2 separate regions of the Homo sapiens genome follow, and region 1 is linked to region 2. A link is a loop called in an ENCODE intact Hi-C map of the cell type or tissue named here. Cell type or tissue: Caco-2. All regions are shown on one strand. Each heading gives the region's core, and the rest is flanking DNA. Links, peaks and the distances in the headings are about the cores only. Region 1 has its middle 9.5 kb from the start of EIF3M. Region 2 overlaps WT1-AS (WT1 antisense RNA).

The links. A loop is a pair of places that touch in the nucleus more often than their neighbours do. Peaks named below come from ENCODE experiments on the same cell type or tissue, not always from the same donor. Only the 100,000 strongest peaks of a DNase experiment are listed, where the experiment ranks them.
Region 1: a loop joins it to region 2, with 3 times the contacts of the local background. A loop is called at or near these places in 19 of 110 quality-filtered maps.

The regions. Positions count from the first base shown.
Region 1 is chr11:32,569,389-32,579,185 of GRCh38, forward strand. No RefSeq gene overlaps it. Among named protein-coding and RNA genes, the nearest start is that of EIF3M, 9.5 kb to the right of the region's middle. RefSeq lists a silencer at 5,121-5,321. In Caco-2, for the core only: no CTCF peak of the experiment used is centred there; a DNase peak (open chromatin) is centred at 5,833.
Region 2 is chr11:32,438,478-32,448,274 of GRCh38, forward strand. The region is part of intron 1 of WT1-AS (WT1 antisense RNA); the gene reads left to right. Among named protein-coding and RNA genes, the nearest start is that of WT1, 7.8 kb to the left of the region's middle. RefSeq lists enhancers at 1-393, 394-1,249 and a silencer at 2,526-2,820. In Caco-2, for the core only: no CTCF peak of the experiment used is centred there; no DNase peak of the experiment used is centred there.

The DNA of each region.
Region 1 (9,797 bases), core at 1,234-9,233, 130 kb after region 2:
AAAACATAGTGGTGTTCATTGCACAACCCTGTGAATATATTAAAAACATTGAATTGTAAAAAAAAAAAAAAGGTTATAATTTAATATGCCTAGGATCTGTTTATACCCAACAAATACCAGAGAAGGGAAAAGCACTCGGTAGACTGAGCCAAGGTGTTTCTGTAATGAGGCTTACTCATGTTTGTTACCAAGAAACTCATGATTTTGAAAATATCAAAATGTCATAATTTGTTTATAAAGCATTGCTTTTGGAAAAAAAAAATGGATTGCATCATGCAACCAGTTATAAAGTTTTCTACCTGGTAAAATGTCTTCCTGTTTTCTCCTCCCACTCTGCCTCATCTAAAGGAGTGGAGCAACAGAGGTGTTTTCAGCAAATCATCACCTAATTAGGGCAAATTATACGACTTCCATTTCTTTTTCCTTTCTTTCTTTCTTTTTTTTTTTTTTTTTTTGAAACGGAGTTTCACTCTGTCGCCCAGGCTGGAGTGCATTGGTATGATCTTGGCTCACTACAACTTCCGACCCTGGGCTCAAGTGATTCCTCTGCCTCAGCCTTCCGAGTAGCTGGGATTACAGGCATGTGCCAACACACCGGCTTTCTGTATTTTTAGTAGAGGCAGGGTTTTGACATATTGGCCAGGCTGGTCTCGAACTACTGACCTCAAATGATCTGCCCGCCTCAGCCTCCCAAATTACTGGGATTACAGGTGTGAGCCACTGCAGCCAGCCGACCCCCTTTTTTTCTTTTTTTTTTTTTTGAGATGGAGTTTCACTCTGTTGCCCAGGCTGGAGCGCGGTGGTGCAATCTCAGCTCACCACAACCTCCGCCTCCCGGGTTCAAGCGATTCTCCTGCCTCAGCCTCCCTGGTAGCTGGGACTACAGGCATGTGCCGCCATGCCTGACTAATTTTTGTATTTTTAGTAGAGACGGGGTTTCACTATGTTGCCCAGGCTGGTCTCCAACTCCTGGCCTCAAGTGTTCTGCCTGCCTTGGCCTTCCAAAGTGTTGGGATTACGGTGTGAGCCACCACGCCTGGCCAGGGCTTCACTTTCTTTTAGGGAGTCCAAATGCCCCTATTCTCCATCCCTCTCTAGCTTCTTCTTCTTGCATTGGATCATATCTTCATGTACCTGGGTTTTCTTTGAGTGGGTATGTTTTCCTTTCCTGGAGGTACTGCATCTCTCCAGACTAATCTCCCCCGAAGTTGGTTTTCTCTCATTTCTGTAAAAGTTCCTTAGTTCTTTGTACAGTGGGGCGATGAAATAGGCATTTACTAAACTAAGGTATCGTTGGGTTTGATTCTTCTAGGGAGATAGGAATGGGGTTGTTCCTCTGCTTCTCTCCTTTATTCTGTGGGCTTCTCTAAAACCACATTCCCAAACACAGCACAGCTGAAATAACAACAGCACCAGCTTGCATTTTTACAGTACCATATACTTTTCAAAGTGTTTTCACATCTCTTATCTCATTTATTTCTCACCAAAGTCCTAGGAGGTAAGCAGAGCAGATATGGTTCATCTTCTTTGATAGATGGTAAAACAGAGGAAGAGAGAGGTTAAGTGACTTGTCCAGTCTCTCACCACTCCAGTACATCTGCCAGAATTATCTTCCTCAAAATAAATATAAACATGTCATTCCCCTGCATAAAATCATCAACAGGATTCTGGCTGTCTACAGGGTAAAGTGCAAACTCCTTAGCGGGACACGTGAGTCCCTCCGCATCCTGGCCCCTGATCCTCGCCAGTTTCATCTTCCATGACTTCACGCAGCCCTTCGCACTCCCCCGGCCTCACAGAGCTCCCACCAGCACCCCCGCATCATCAACTCTCAAGACTGCATGCTTTTGGACACGTGGCTTCTTCCTCTGCCTGGAACACCCTTTTGGGTTTAAACCTCCCACTACCACCTTCCGAACAAAGAAATTCCTGCTGAGTCCCCTACAGGTAGCAAATGAAACCTCCTTTACATTCTCCATTCAGACTTCCCCTCTGCTGGGTAAGTTGGCCCTTAATTGCAACTCCTACTTTGTTGCTTCCCCTGGCCCTGTTCTAGTTTTTTCTCCCATAGAAATTACTATCTTCTCACATACTATAGGATTTGCTTGTTTTATAAGTTTTCTTGTCTGTGTCCCTCTGCTAGAATGGAAACCCCACAAATAATGCAGGGCCCTTTGCTGGTCTTGCCCACCCGTGTATCAAAAGCATCTGGAATGGTATCTGACACATAAGACGTGTACAGTACATTCCAAAAACATTCATTAAGGAACTGCTGCTCTGACACTGATGCTACACTGGTGGAACACAGTCCCTTTGGCCTAGGAGAGAGAGAAGTGAATGAAATCATTGCAATACACAGGGTAATGGCAGGATAGAGGCATGATGGGAACCCAGCTAAGGAGCAGCGCAGGAAACAGGGGCTGGGGGCAGGGTGTAGATGAAAGCAGCAGACAGGAAACACTTAGGCTTCATCCAGGGGGCCATATGTGAAGAGAGGCTTGACAACCACATATAAGTCAACCAACTTCAGAAAGAGATGGGGAGAGGCCAGGCGCGGTGGCTCATGCCTGTAATCCCAGCACTTTGGGAGGCTGAGGCGGGTGGATCACAAGGTCAGGAGATCGAAACCACTCTGGCTAACACGGTGAAACCCTGCCTCTACTAAAAATACAAAAAATTAGCTAGGCATGGTGGCGGGTGCCTGTAGTCCCAGCTACTCGGGAGGCTGAGGCAGGAGAATGGCGTGAACCCGGGAGGCGAAGCTTGCAGTGGGCGGAGATCGCGCCACTGCACTCCAGCCTGGTGACAAAGCAAGACTCCATCTCAAAAAAAAAAAAAAAGAGAGAGAGAGAGAGAGAGATGGGGAGAATCTTTGCATTTGAGGAATTACAAGTAATTTTTAATAGCATCATTAGGTTGTATATGGGAGTAGGAGATAAAACCAAAGAAGTGACATGTTTTTATCATTAAGGAAAAGGGAAAGAAAACTCCTAAGCAAGAAGGACTGTGTGTTTGCCTCAGATTCAAGTGTAATTGCATTGTTTCTACCTCCAAAACAACTGTGCTTTACAACACACTTTCTCTGTAATGAAAAACTGCCAGATATTGGGAGACCGAGGTGGGTGGATCACCTGAGGTCAGGAGTTCGAGACCAGCCTGGCCAACATGGTGAAACCCCATCTCTACTAAAAATGCAAAAATTAGCCGGGTGTGGTGGTGGGAACCTGTAATCCCACCTACTCCAGAGGCTGAGGCAGGAGAATCGCTTGTACCCAGGAGGTAGAGGTTGCAGTGAGCGGAGATTGTGCCACTGCACTCCAGCCTGGGCAACAAAAGCAAAACTCCATCTCAAAAAAAGAAAAAAGAAAGAAAGAAAAACTGCCAGATAAGATTAATTCTGATGTTAATAGTTTGGAGAGGGAAACCGTCTGGATAGGGGCATTTCATCTTGATCTCCGGAGACTTTAGAAGAAAATCCTAGAGCGCATATCTTGAAATATTAATCCTGCTTGTTCATGGAGCTTCTGGATCAGCAGAAATTTGATATATTTTGCCTTACTAAGGCCCCTTCTTTTGCCTTTTTTAGTTTGAAAAGAACTTTCATAGCTAGAGATCTACTGAGTTAGAGATGAACTGTGGTATTTGGCTTGATTTCAAGAAGGTAATATTTTTATTCTTTGATTGGCCCAATATTTTTAAGCCATCTCACGAATATCAAGCACTGTGCTAGGCCCCTTGCTATAAGGGTGAATAACACAGGGGCACTGCTGTTAAGGGCTCATAGGCTGGCAGGGAGAGGCATGCCGTAGAGATCAATTCAGAGGGCAGATAAAACAGGGAGTGCTTCATTCCCCTGGGGAGAGGGAGAGAGGGAAGTGGGCATAAAAGGTGTTCTAGAGCAGCATGCTTAATCTGAGTCTTGAAAGTTATTGTGCATACATCAGTGGACATTGGACAGTGAACGTCACAGTAAAGAAAGAAGTGCAAGCAAAGGCTTGAGGATCCGAACAGGCTGCTGCATTTGGGGAAGTACAAACAGTTCAACGTGTATGTGTGTGTTTGTGTGTGTGTAGGCATTGAGGCACGTGAGTGCTGTATACACTATGGTAAGCAGTTGGGATTGTATTCAATAGGCCAGTGTTTCTCAAATTTAAATCCAAGAAACACCTGCATCAGGCTCTTTTAGAGCTGCCTCCTTAACAGTGCCACCATGCCCAGCTAATTAAAAAAAAAAATTCTGTAGAGACAGCATCTCACTACGTTGTCCAGGCTGGTCTCAAATTCCTAGGCCCAAGCGATCTGCCCGCCTTGGCCTCTCAAAGTGCTGGGATTATAGGCATGAGCCACCATGCCCAGCCAGGGATTTTTTTTTTTTTTTTTTTTTGAGACAGAGTCTCACTCTGTTCTGTTCCCCAGGCTGGAGCGCAGTGGCACAATCTTGGCTCACTGCAATCTCTGCCTCCCAGGTTCAAGTGATTCTCCTGCCTCTCAGCCTCCCGAGTAGCTGGGATTACAGGTGGCTGCCACCACACCAGGCTAATTTTTGTATTTTTAGTACAGATGGATTTCACCATGTTGGCTAGGCTGGTCTCGAACTCCTGACCTCAAGGGATCCACCCACCTCGGCCTCCCAAAGTGCTGGGATTACAGGCGTGAGCCACCACGCCTAGCCTTCTATCCTTAAACTTTTTTTTTTTTTTGAGACGGAATCTCGCTCTGTCACCAGTCTGGAGTGCAGTGGCACGATCTCGGCTCACTGCAACCTCCGACTCCCTGGTTCAAGTGATTCTCCTACCTCAGCCTCCCAAGTAGCTGGGATTACAGGCACCCGCCACCACGCCCAGCTAATTTTTGTATTTTTAGTAGAGATGGAGTTTCACCATGTTGGCCAGGATGGTCTCGATTTCCTCACCTCATGATCCGCCTGCCTTGGCCTCCCAAAGTGCTGGGATTACAGGCGTGTGCCACTGCACCTGGCCTATACTTAAATTTAATAACAACACAGGAACAATCACAAGAAAATTATCCCATCTAACATAATGCAAGCATGCCTCATACAAATAAAACACGCTCACTCTCTGTCTAAAAGGGAGACAATCTTAAAAAAAAAAAAACAACTCATCCAAATATTGCATCTGGCTCATAATCTTAGTGAACGATGTGCAGATCCAGATGTGTTTCCTCAGGGCATAGTGAACTTAACACTAAAAGATAAGGTAACTGTCTCCAATACACTGACTGGATAAGAGGAAGGAGCAGGAAGGAGTCACAGCTGCAAGTGAGAACAAGACACTGGGAAACGCATGGCAGTCGCAGCAATTCTCAAACCATGGCTTTTGGCAGAGAGAATGAGGAATCCTTGCCTTGGTGGTGATAAGATCTTGGTTAGTATATTAGGCTGTTTTTGCATTGCTATAAAGAAATACCTGAGATGGGGTATTTCTAAAGAACACAGGTTGAACTGGTTCACAGCTCTGCAGGCTGTACAGGCATGGCACTAACATGTGCTCTGCTTCTGGTGAGGGCCTCAGGAAGCCTTCAGTCATGGTGGAAGGTGAAGTGGGAGCAGGCATGTCACACGGTGAGAGCAAGAACAAGAGAAAGGAAGAAGGGGCAATCTCACGCTTTTACACAACCAGATCTCGTGTAAACTAATGGAGCAAGAATTCAATGATCACCAAGGGGATGGTCCTAAACCATTCACGAGGGATCCACCCCATGATTCAATCATCTCCCTCCAGGCCCCACCTCCAACACTGAGGATTACATTTCAACATGAGATCTGTAGCAGACAAAGATCCAAACCCTATCAGTTAGCATGTCTGGTAGCCCCTGGTTCTGCCCTCTGAAGGAATCCTGGGAGTTCATTATTATCCATGACCTCATCTGATAAGAGCTTTGGAAAGGATGCCTTTCCCAGGGGCGTCACAGAGCCTTCACAGCCTACTTCTAATTAGTGTGAGTTTAGGGGCCTGGAGTGGCCTTAGGTGTTGAAAAACCAAAGGCTGTTGCCCAGCAAATCTGGAGTTTCCTTGCTAATATGCTGCAGAGAGACAATTTTCCATGGGTCTCTTGTATCTCTATATATCTTGAAATCAGAATCACTATTTTTTGTTTCGGACTATGTTTTCAAGGATGTTTGTACAGCAGACAGCCTAGGATGATAGAGATGTTTTCATACCGAGCAAAGGGCAGGCAAACTTACTGGTCATCATAAAATATTTGGGTTCCCTAAGCTTGTGGCTCCTTATCTGTAATGCAGCCTACAGTGTGTGTGGACACATGTCTGGGCACATCCACATAGCCCCTGTGGGACTTGGAGATTAGGGAAACTGATGCAGTGTACTGTTGTTCTTTGTTGCTTGCTCTGCTGTAATAAAGCCCTTTGTCTCTGATCCATGGATCTTTCGTCTTCTACCAACATCCATTAAAAATCAGCCTCGGCCAGGCACGGTGGCTCATGCCTGTAATCCCAGCACTTTGGGAGGCCAAGGCGGCGGATCACCTGATGTCAGGAGTTCCAGACCAGCGAGGCCAACATGGTGAAACCCCATCTCTACTAAAAATACAAGAATTACCGGGGCGTGGTGGCGCACACCTGTAGTGCCAGCTACTCCGGAGGCTAAGGCAGGAGACCGCTTGAACCCAGGAGGAGGAGGTTGCAGTGAGTCAAGATCATGCCACTGCACTCCAGCCTGGGCAACAGAATGAGACTCTGTCTCAAAAAAAAATAAAAAATGTGCAAAGCTTCCTGTAAGCTTCACGCAGCACTAGCCATAGCCAAAGATCTTTCCTAGAGTCTTTAAGTCTTTTCTTCTACCTACCAGACAACGTGTTCTGCATTCCTCTTGCCCTTAGATTAACAGTTTTTGGGGCAATTTGAAACCATAGGCCCTGGTGGGAAAAGATGTTTAATCTAATTGTTATTAGTAGGTTCAGATGTATTCTGGCTGAGAACTCCTACAGGGAGATTCTTTAGAAAGGCCTGAAGCCCTGTTTTTATTCACTTGCTGCAGCTAGCCTTGCCAATTTCAGGCAGGGGCCATAAACTGGCATTTCAACCTACAGGGCTCTAGAGCAAGGAGTTCTCAGTCAGTTGAGATTGGAGGCTCTAGGCAGAGTGGCTCTCACCCTAGCGTATTACTAACCATCTCTGCTTACAAAGTAGCTTTTTACCCCTATCCTTTGGGACTTTGCTGAAAGTGGCAAGAAGTAACCAGGATCTGTCAACATAAATTATATCTACTTTTTCCCCTGACAGCAACATAAAACATCATGGTTTATGTTCTGAGAAACAAAAGGAGACAGGTTTCCATGAAGAATGTTCTGATGTCATATAACAAGGCTCTTTCTAGCCTGTGAAATCCTTGTGCTCATTGTCAAAGCCTGACTTCTTTCACTAAGCCAATGCCAAATTTTAGGTTCTATTACTTAAAGCACTCCACTTCTGGTGCCACATCTGTTGTCCATAACAAAACAAAATTGACATATAGTGGCTTAGGCAAATAAGGTGTACTTTCCTTGCAAAACGAGAAATCTAGAGGTAAATTCCACAAGGCTGAAAAGGTAGTTCTGTAATGAACAGATCCAGGTTCCTTGTAGCTTTCTAGGTGATCCTTTAGCATGCAGAATGCAGCCTCCTCAGCGTGTTACCACCAGGCTGCAAAATGGCTGCCCCACCTCCAGCTCCACGTCTACATCCAAGGTAGGAAGAAGGGGAAAGGCAAAAGGGTAAAGCCTCCTCCAAGTATACCTCCATTTAAAAGCTTAGCCAGGTGTGGTGGCTCACACCTGTAATCCCAGCACTTTGGGAGGCCAAGGTGGGGAGATCACCTGAGGTCAGGAGTCTGAGACCAGCCTGGCCAACATGATGAAACCCCTTCTCTACTAAAAATACAAAAATTAGCCGGGAGTGGTGGCGGGGCCTGTAATCCCAGCTACTGTAAGGCTGAGGCAGGAGAATCGCTTGAACCTGGGAAGTGGGGACTGCACTGAGCTGAGATTGCACCACTGCACTCTAGCCTGGGTGATAGGAGTGAGACCCTGTCACTACAACAACAAAAAAAGAGAAAAACTTTTAAATGATAGCCATTCTTGCTATTGTCTTTTTTTATAAAGTGTTATCTCACTGTGATTTTCATTTGCCTTTCCCTGATGGCTAATGAATGCTCTTTTTAAAAAAAAAAAAAACCTGAATGATGAGTACTTGCGTATGTTCACTGTGATAACTCACCAAATGGTAGGCTTATTATAATTTGTGCATCTGACTATAAGTTATACTTCAATACAAAAGTTTATTTTAAAAGTATATGTTTTACATAAAGAAGTCTTACATTCTATTTTTAAAGTGAAATCACCAAAAAGGAAAGAGACAAGAACAGCAGCTATTAAATGAGACAGACCTGAACAGGAATTGCTGGCCAATGCTCTGCATTTCTTAGTAGCAGAGGTGCCTAACTCCTCTGAGCCTCTATTGCTTCATCTTCACACACACACACATCCACACACACACCAAAACAACAAAACAACATTAGCTGGGTGTGGTGGCTCGCACCTGTAATTCCAGCACTTTGGGAGGCTGAGGCTGGTGGATCACTTGAGGTCAGGGGTTCAAGACCAGCCTGGCCACCATGGTGAAACCCTGTCTCTATTAAAAATACGAAAATTAGCTGGGCATGGTGGTGCGCGCCTATAATCCCAGCTACTTGGGAGGCTGAGGCAGGAGAATCGCTTGAACCGGGAGGTAGAGGTTGCAGTGAGGTGAGATTGCACCACTGCACTCCAGACTAGGCGACAGAGACTTCATCTCAACAACAACAAACTCTCACAGAGTTGTGGTTAGTATGGCGCCTACAGGAGCTCAAAATAATAAAGTTTTTTTCCCAAAAATATAAAAATTATTAGCTCATAAAATTACTCTTGCATTTGCATTGTTTGCAGTTGCTAAACCTTTTCCCTAGCGCATTAAGTTTTCTACTCTGGTATAGACAAGCCTTGCTGAAATCATTTTAAAAGCGTGAATGATGAATATGTCTTCCTCAGATTCAACAAATTTATGAATGTTTCAATAAATGCTTATATCACGTGAAGTGAGGAGGTTAACCTCATGAATTTTAATACGAAGACTAATGTAAAAATGAATGCTTTCTAATGGTCAAAGTGTTTGAGATTTAAGGTGCTGCATGAGTTCTACTGCTGGATCTACTGCTCAGGTGCAATATATTTCAGTAAGTCACCAATCAACTGCCTTAAATATCCTTTGTTTCACCTATAAAGTCAGTGCAATCATATGTTGCATCGCTAGTATACAATTTAATTATTAGCTATAAATCTCTGAGATCCTAAGATGGTAGCTTTGTAAATTCAATGTTACATTGCAACAGCATTAAGAGAGATTCCAAGATTCCCACCATCAATATGCATTATACAAATTTGTTAACTTGCACTAACATAAACCTTTTATTTACAAAATTATGACTTTAGACTTCAAACTTTTTTCTCTGTGTCAATCAAGATTAGTTTCGTCTGTATACAAGAAAAAAACAATATAATAGTGCATTAAACAAGATGGAGGTTTATTTTCCTCTTATGTAAAATAAATTCATGGGTAGGCCGTCATGGGCTGGCATCACACTCTCCTAATGTCATCAGGGATATGGGCTCCTTCCGTCTTTCCTCTCCACCACATGGCTTCCACCAAGGCCACGTCTTGGTTTTAGTTTGGTTGCTGTAGCACCCACCATCAAGTCCATGTTTTAGGCAAAAAAAAAAAAAAAAGTGGAGGGTGGCGGTGGGGG
Region 2 (9,797 bases), core at 499-8,498:
TTTTACAGAGAAGGAAACTGAGGCCCAGACAGCCGAAGGAGAGGCAGTCTATGGAGCGCAGCGGTAAAGAGCAAGGGGTTGGTGGCCCCAGAATGGAACCTCAGCTCTGCCAGGTAACCAACAGCTGTGTGACCCTAGACGAGTTCCGCAGTCTCTCTGAGCCTCAGTTTCCTTACTGGTCAAACGGGATAATGGGATACTAGCGCCCACCTCATAGAGTTGTTCTGAGGATTAGATAGGAGAGCAGTGTGGGCCTTTGACTCAATCAACTTTACAGTTTTTGTTACTACTACTGTTTAAGGACAGGAAACAAGTTAGTGGCAACGCCGAGCTGAAACCCGGGTCTCTCAACGTCCAGTTGGAGGTTTTACCCACCACCCCTCTACCTCTTCAGAGCTAATGGGATGCAGAGGCGAGGACAGCCCCTGGAAAACCATGTGGCGTTGATACACTGGCAAAGCGCAGGCATCCCGGCCTCGAAGGTGCATAATTATTGCAATATGAAAAAATCGAGGCTGGGTAGGAGCAGGGCAGTGAGGATTTCTCAACCCTTACTTTCACCCCGGCGCTGTCCACTGCATCTGACAGAGCGCGGAGCTGGGCTGCTACAGCCGCAACCCCAGGGACCAGTGCGCACGCCTGGGCCGCCCTCCGGGAGTCACCCAGCGGCCGCGGACAACTGAATAAACACCCCAAAGCGCTGCGGTCGGTCAAGGGCGGGGACAGCCACACTGCGCGCGGGGCCCGCAGGCCGTAATAAAGAGTGGCTCGACCTCGCTGCTGCCTGTCGCGGGAGAGGAACAAGCTTTCGACTAGCGCCTCTCCCCGGGGCCCGCGCCCCGAGCCCCACGCGCAAGACAGCCCAACAGCTGTTCCTCCCCTCCCCGCCGACTCCAACTCTTCGGAATCTGCCCACTCGGGGCTGCAGGGCAAGTGTTTAGGATGGTTCCCAGCCCCGCGCTGGCGGTGAAAATTTCAACGTCATTCCTTCAATTAAAAAAAGGGGGGGGCAAGGGAGGGGCTTTGTGATAACTACTCCCAGCTTCTTCTGATCATTTCAAAATTAAGTCGATTTTTTTTAACCAGTCCCCACTTACTGTCCTAACTCTCCTCGCTGACCCTATCTGGGAGCCCGGAACCGTTAGGTACTGCCGAATGCGGTGCAAAATTTCCCCCTCTCCCCCAGTTCGCAGTGCCTGGAGCCGCTGGGGTTACTCGTCTGTTCTGATGCCACCGCGAGATGGTCCCCGAGCTCCCCGAGAGTCCTCAGTGAAAGGATTCCGCGGCACTGCCTCTATTATTATACCGTAAATCTTTTTAAATTCTGGAACTAATTATATAGAGGATATGTCTCAATTTGTTCTGCATTAATGCCACAGTGGGGATGGAGGCCAGGCCGTGGCCAGAGCAGATACGTAGGCCCATGAAATTGATGAACTGAGAGTTGCTTCCAGTCCTGAGCGCACCATCTGGAATTCCAGTCTGAGGTTACAATTAGAACTCCTGACCCCAGATTCAACTTTGCAAACAACAGGGGAAAAAAATGGGGAAAAGAAAAACCACGAGAGAGGGAAAAAAAATTATTCTGCACCTGTAAAAAAAAAAAAAAAAAAAAAAAAAAAAAAAAAGTCACACAATCTTAAAATCTTTCCGTCTTAGACAATTCTTTCCAAGTATTTCTTTTGTGTTTTTTAACCTATAAAAGATAATGGAATGTTTTATAGACTGGATTTTATCTCATCCCCTTTCCCTCTCCCAACTGCCCTCAGTTTAATAGTTGTCAGTTTTACCTCAGTGTTGAATTTAATTATATAGGAACAAAATATTCCTCAGTAAATTTGCTTGCTAAATATTCTGTCACATTTACTTCCCCTTTGAGAAATGGCTTAATTATAGAAATCTACCTGCATCTAGGAATTTTTTTTCCCTTTTCTTTTTTGACCGCCATTCCAGCTTAATCGTAAGCAGAGATTTTATTTGTGCAGTAATTTTATTTGTGTTCTAAATTCGTTTAGCCAATTTCTTCCTTCTTTCTTTAGTAACACCCTGCTTTATTTTCCTCTCACTTTGACCCCCTGAAGAAAACGAAGGACCAAGCAGTACTGGAGAATCTGTTAAATTTATTAGCATAAATGCTTAGACAAAACGAGATATAAATCATTCAGATGTATTAAGCCATAAAGTATCCCAATGAAGTCAGTCCCTTGCCAGGGTCCTGGTGTATAAATGTTCATATAAAACAAGGTATCAGTATTATCTTTCAAACTGAATATATGTTGTAAAAATATCCAAGGTTGAGTTAGGAATATGGGGGGAGGGTGCAGCAGGGCAGGAAGGGGATATTCTTTAGACCAGTTTGTTAACATAGTGGTGGCTCAGAAAGTATGGTGGAAAGGAAAAATTTCAACCGTTTACATTTGGAGTCTTCTTAGATAATATGTTTTTAAATAACGGTATGCAGGATATATTTGAGAGCAAAGGAATAAGAGAAAAAAAAGATGACTAGAGGGAGAAAGGCATTGATTTCTGTAGAATGCATTTGTCCCCCAAAGATCAGTTTAGCTTCACAAAAATCCACCCAGAGGAGGCACTGGCTCTTCACACAGATAACGGATTATCCAGTAGAGAAGAGCTACCTGGGCCTTCGTCTGGCAACTGGGATATGCAGCCGCTGGTCAGCAGAGGGATGTGTATTCATTAGCGGTGGAAGACGAGGAAAGCGCCCGGGAGTGAGGAAGAGGAATGGACAGAATTCCTGGCAGAAGCTTACCAAGACAAAAATCAGACACAATGTTTAAGCAGCAATTGCTCGTGAAGTTCATAACCATGGCTCTCTGTAAATCTTGGCAAATTGGGACATTCTTTGCTTTTTGGAAATGATTGTTTTCAAGACTTTTTTTAAAAAATCAAGTTGTCCACCAGAAAAATGGAATAGCTCACCTTCCCCATCTTTTTTTTAAAGCAGGGATATCCTCATCCTTTCCGTGCCATTCATTCTTTCATTCATTCACTCACCGTGCAACAAAGATTGTTGGGCATTGTAGCAGCAAGTAGGAGCACAGGGTAATGACAGGCTCACCCCGCTCTCACAGTTTATATTCCAGTAGGTATGACAGATACATTACAAGGAAACAATGAGATATTTTCATATAGTAGTAATTGCTATAAAAGAACAAGGAGATCTGTAAGACTAGAGAATGACTAAAGGTGAGATGGGAATGAGGAGCAACAGATAGCCCTCACTTCCTTTTGCTTTCTGCCCACACTACCACATTTTAGTGTGTTTAGGAAGTATTCCACCTTACAGTCCAGATGCAGGAAGGGTTTGAAGGATTTGGAATGGTTGGTCTGGATAAATCTCTGCCTACAAAACTGGACTTTATGAAAGCGGCAGGGCAGCTGTTTATATAGCTGGCTTAAAATCATCACCACTAGCTGAGTGACTCTGAAAGCTATTTAACCCCTGAGAAATTCAGTTTTCTTCTCTTCAAGATAAAAAATAACAGCAAGTTATGAGGACTACATAAGGTAAGGCATGTAAATTTCTTAGCCTTTAGGAAGCACTCAATACATGTTGGCTATTATCTATATAGACATAAATTCTATGCTTTGCTTCCAATTAATTGATAAGTTATAGGCTTAGTATTGATATTGGTGTGAATTCAGAAAAGGTGGAAGTCTTTGTTCTTGTTGGATCAGGGTGAAGAGCAGGAAGAGAAACCTTTGCTGAATCTGACCTTAAACAAGGTTGTTGCCATCTAGAAGGAAATTTAAATGATTTTGCCCTACACCAGGACCCTAAAACAGGAAATATGTGGCTTTTGCCTCAAAATCAAGCTTAGGTTCCTTCTTTTAGTACAGAAGTCTATAGGTTAACAACCTGAAAATCTTAGAATTGCATTGAAAATCTTAGAATTGCATTGTTCCTTAGAGCCACATTTCAGGTTTGCAGCCTTGTCCAGGATAAAGAATTCTGGGGTAGGTATAAAAACACCTGAACTCAAATCCTATCTCTATCAGTTACTGTGATCTTAGGGAAATAGCTTCAGCTCTCAGTTTTTCAGTAGCTTTATGTGTAAAATGGAGATTATATAAAATGAAATAAAGCATCCATAGGTGATTTGAAAACTCTGAAGTGTCAGACAGTGCAGAAGACCATCATAACATTGTTACATGTGAACATGTGGAAAGGAATATGTCTATTCAGAACACTGGGGCACATTGCTTGCTCTCATGGTTCTTCATTTTTAAGTGAGTATAGTACCTTTCATGCAGGGCTATTGTGATAAGTAAGTGAGATCATATATATAAACTTTCAAAACAATGCATAGCATAGAATGTGTGCTATGTAAGCATCACTGCTACGGTTATTGTTACTGTTCTCTGGCCATCTTGTTGGGCCAAGTGTTGAACCTTATAATTTTCACATAGAGAGCTTCTTACTGTAGAAGTTTATAATAGTATAGAGAGCAAGGCTTTGGGATCAGATGACTGGGGTTTAAAGCCTCCTCGCTAGTTATTTTCTGTATGGCTTTGGGTGGCTTCCTTATTTTCTCTGAGCTTTAATTTTCATAACCTTAAAACAGGGCTAATGATACCATCACCTCACAGGGTTGTTTTGAGAACAAATTAAAACACCATATGTAAATTGCTTTCGTGGCACCTGGCATGTAGTAAGAAATCAATAACTGGTAGTTATTAAACCTACAATTCTTCTAATCAGACAATATTAGCTATGACTTAAAACAGGTGAGCCTGCAAGAGCTTGAATTACAGCATGATTCTGAACAAACACAGAAAGTAATTTCTATCTTCTTTTAAACTCACCTGTACTACACTGAAATCTCACTCTTTCACATATGAAAGACTTTGCAACCAAGGCACTGACAAGGATTTCCTTTTTGACTATGAACGCTTTAGGTTAAAATTCTGAATCTCATTTATTTTTAATGGGTTTCTTTGCAAAATACCCAGCGTATGTCAAGGACATTGGTAATCCCATGTTCTTCAAAATAAGCAGGAAATTGATTTCAGCCAATGGGGAGAAAAAGTAGTTTGATCCTCTTCCTGGAGTTACCACATAGCATTTATTAATAGCTCTGTAAACGGTCTGGAACACAGTATCAGCTTGCTGTTCAAAATATGACAAAAGTTTATGCAAAGTTGCTTAGGAAAAACAAGATCTAGTCATTAGAAATCTGACACTGGTCAATAGTACATTTATTCCAAGTCTCCATAAATCACAAACAAATGAAACTTCTATTGTGATCACTGTTCCAGATCTAAAAGACCCTCCCCCTTACTTTGGTAGAAATTAAATACATTTTAGAAAGCCCAATATTTTTTCCTCTACAAATAGAGGCTAATTACAAAATTTCCCAAGAAATAATAAATATTAAACTATAATCAACAGATGTGACACAAGATGAATAAGAAGCACATAACTTAGCTTTCATTCCTTATGTAGGGCGCATGTTTATCTTTAATTATCCCCAACCTGGGAATGGCATAAATGTTATCTGTTTTATTTATTATTTGTATCTAGAGTGACATCACATTTTGATTTTGCCCAGGACAGTCTCAGCTTAAGCTGTTGTCCCAGCTTAATTATTAATTACTCTCCTTTTACTCCAAAGTATTCTACTTTTGATGGTAAATAAGGACTTCACTTGCTTAAAATTTTATTTTATTAAAAAAATGATAGATTTAAGAAAGCCATTGGAACAAGGGTAAAAGATAGGCTAAATGGGGCTAATGAGAAGAAAAAAATTGAATTAATATTAGAATCAAAGGATGCAGATAGTTACTATAATTGAGCATAATGCAATTCTGAACTTCCTGACAGCCAAGTAAGAAAGGGGAAAATAGCACTAGTTACCTATCTTTCGTGATGCAATAAAGGGAAGAAACCTAGTTTTTCAGAAGAGATGAATTTTTTCTAGTACTAAACTCAAAGAGGAACTTACCATACTAGCCTTTCTATAAGAGTTATCAGGTAACGGTTAGCGACTTCAAAAATAATGTTTCAAAAGATGCAACGACATTTTCTGGTAGTTTATTTCAACCCAATGTCCACAGCATTAAAATTATGGTTCTGTAAACTGTAAGAGGAGAGAGGCAATAATATAGTCCCTTTTTGTAGTTTTCTGGAGGATCTGACCTGATCAAATCAACCTGATTTGTTAATTTTTAGAATGTGCCTAATGGGTTTTTTTTTATTTTTATTTTTTATTTTTTTTGAGGCAGAATCTTGCTCTGTCACCCAGGTTGGAGTGCAGTGACCCCATCTCGGCTCACTACAACCTCCGCTACCCGAGTTCAAGCGATTCTCTTGCCTCAGCCTCCCAAGTAGCGGGGATTACAGGCACCCACCACCCCGCCTGGCTAGTTTTTGTATTTTTAATAGAGACAGGGTTTCACCATGTTGGTCAGGCTGGTCTTAAACTCCTGACTTCAGGTGATCCACCCGCCTTGGCCTCCCAAAGTCTGGGATTACAGCCGTGAGCCACCACGCCCGACCCCGTAATTTTTTAAAAGCATCTTTTATTCGTTAATCATCAGTTAACTTGAACCCGAATCCAAACGCTGCGAAAGACCTGACCATTGTTCTCCAGAATCTGCGAACGATTTGGTGAGAGCTCTAGGGCAGTGGTTGTTCTCAACTGAGATGATTTGCAACCCAGCAGACGTCTGGCAATGTCTAGAGATATTTTTTGTCACGACTTACAGTAAGACAGGATCACTAGATGCACAGTCCTGGTATCTAGTGAGTAGAGGCCAGGGATGCTGTTAAACATTCTATAATGCACAGGACAGACCCCCCAGAACAAAGAATTATCCAGCCTAAAATGTCAATAGTGCCGAGACTGAGAAACTGTGCCCCAGGGTACTGTTAGAAGAAGGGATGGAGGGCCAGGCGCGGTGGCTCACGCCTGTAATCGCAGCACTGTGGGAGGTCAGGCGGGCGGATCACGAGGTCAGGAGATCAAGACCATCCTGATTAACACGGTGAAACCCCGTCTCTACTAAAAAATACAAAAAATTAGCCGGGAGTGGTGGCGGGCGCCTGTAGTCCTAGCTGCTTGGGAGGCTGAGGCAGGAGAATGGCGTGAACCCAGCAGGCGGAGCTTGCAGTGAGCTGAGATCGCGCCACTGCACTCCAGCCTGGGCAACAGAGTGAGGATCTGTCTCTAAATAAATATATAAATAAAAGAAGGGATGGAGACATAGTTTTTAGCTGGAGTCAAAAGAAAAAATCCTCATGGGGAAGGGGAGCTTGGGCTAGATTCCTTCATCCCACCCAGTGGAGCTGGAGGATGTCTCTCCCCAAGCTCAGCAAATGTCAGGAAAAAAATACAAGAAGAGGCAATCATGTGGAAATGCAGTCCACAAAGGGAATTGTGGATAAACTCATTTAACCAGAAAGGAGGAAGAATCCATGTAGAGCAATAAGAAAGAAAGCCAGATAGCACAGCACATGCAAATTTAGGGCAAAGAGTTTCTGTTTTGATGTTATGCTCCAATATCACTAAATATTGCTGGTATTTTTTAAAGCCACACAAATCAAGGGCAGCATAAACTTTTATGTTCCCAGAGTTCATCTTTGGAATACTGGCTTATAGTGTATATGTGGATATGCACATATTTTGCTTCCTCTCCTCCACATCGTTTTTTACCACTTACATAATAGGGATTCCTTGGAACTCAGTTTTATATCACATTAAATTTAAAAATGGGTGCCTACTCAAAAAGACAACCTATCAAGGCACAGAAAATTCTGAACCACTGCTGTAATGAATACATCATTGGAATCTCCATTAAGAAATATTATTCTGACCTAGTTCTCTGTGTCATGCTGCAGATTGTCCTTCTCTTGACTCATGGAATGCTTTGTGAGAAAGAACTACAAAGCCGGGTCCCTCGATATTAGCCATCTCACCCTTCAAAGTTCAGCCAGGAGTGGGACAAAACCCTCGTCACCATGTTGACATGTTTACTTCTGGCGCAGGAAAATACTGCTGTTGCCCAATTTGGTTTCCCAGTCCATTCACTTGCCTGGAGACATATATTTTATGCTTTCCTTTGATGATTTACAAATAAATTAACGTGATTCACTAAGGTCTGCCAGCATATATGCGTTACTGGAGAAATCTGAGATGTTGAAAAAGTATTTTAATTTATTGTATCCCAATACTTTCTTAAGAAAGTTTCTTAAGAACCAAATAAATATCATCAGCTAGTTTATATACCTGACATATTTATTACGGTATTCCCGCTGAGCACTTCCCATTGTCATGTGTTCTCACACATTGTTTTCACAAATTGTGTTTTGAAAGAAGTCAAGGGAAATTCAGGCCAGAGAAGCAAGATGTTATCTTTTGGAAAGGATGAGCCCACTCTAATGGAAGAGGATAATCCATTCAGAGGTTTGTGAGGCCAATATCCCCCAGTGGGTGTGATAAATCCACAGCGTCTGAATCCAGAATTTTGCACTGGGACCTTGAAGTTGCATGAACAATTTAGTCATGTTCCAAATAAACACAGTGTATCATTATTATTATTGGATAAACATGAACATCTGTTAGGTCAAGTTTGCCCTATTTCCTTAAAGGCAACTGGAGTCCCTGAACACAGTTCTCATATGTCTATCACAAATGGATCTGAGATGGGTGTATAATGCCAAAGCGGCTCCTTGACCATCTCTGTGTTTGGAAACCAGATTTTAAAAAGAAAAAAAAAAGTCACCTGCTCATCTGAGGTGGGTCACATGCCTAGAGAGCACCATAGAGACTGCAGTTCCCTTCTGAATCCCATCAACAGAGCTACTGTCAAAAGATGAAAATATTTGAATCAGCTGGCCTTCTTCATTTTTAAAGCAATGTTGTACATATTTTAAGCAATTATTTGGGGCGAGAGGACTCTAATTGACACCATTCTCTTGTCCTAACTCAGCCTGGCACCTTTCCAGCTGTCACTCAGTGGGCACAGGATATGGAGGATGATTTCTCACCAGGCTGAATCAGCAGGTTGCAGCAGGTTACAACTGCAAGGGACTTTACAAAGCTTCTAATCCTACCCCTCATTTTTCAGATAAGACATTATTGATACGATCTGCCCAAGATCATGCACTTAGTTAGTGGCAGAGCTTTACCCAAGGCCAGGAAATAAAATCTGTCTTTCTGGAACAGCATTCATTGGTTTGCACTTACCGAGTACCTTTTACAGGCCCAGTAAGTAAAACAGGATGCACAAACCTGGCTCTCAACTTGCTTACAGTCTGGCTGTGCTTCAGGACTTGGTCATCATTGAAGCAGGATGTGCAAGTACTTGTAAGAAGTATCCTTGTGGCCAGGTGCAGTGGCTCACACCTGTAATCCCAGCACTTTAGGAGGCCAAGGTGGGCAGATCACGAGGTCAGGAGTTCGAGACCAGCCTTGCCAACATGGTGAAACCTGTCTCTACTAAAAATACAAAAATTAGCCGGGCGTGGTGGTGGGCGCCTGTAATCCCAGCTACTTGTGAGGCTGAGGCAGGAGAATCGCTTGAAACTGGAAGGTGGAGGTTGCAGTGAGCTGAGATCAGGCCACTGAACTCCAGCCTGAGCAACAAGAACGAAACTCTGTCTCAAAAAAAAAAGAAGTATCCTTGTAACAACCCTCACTTTTACCAGATCCAAGAATTCTCTCCAGTACCTCTCTATGTTATACAGGGATACTGAAGACAATTTCATTAAGTTTTACAGAGAGGCCCCTGGTGAGTATGTAAATAATTAGCTCATCACTATATTGTGAAAATTA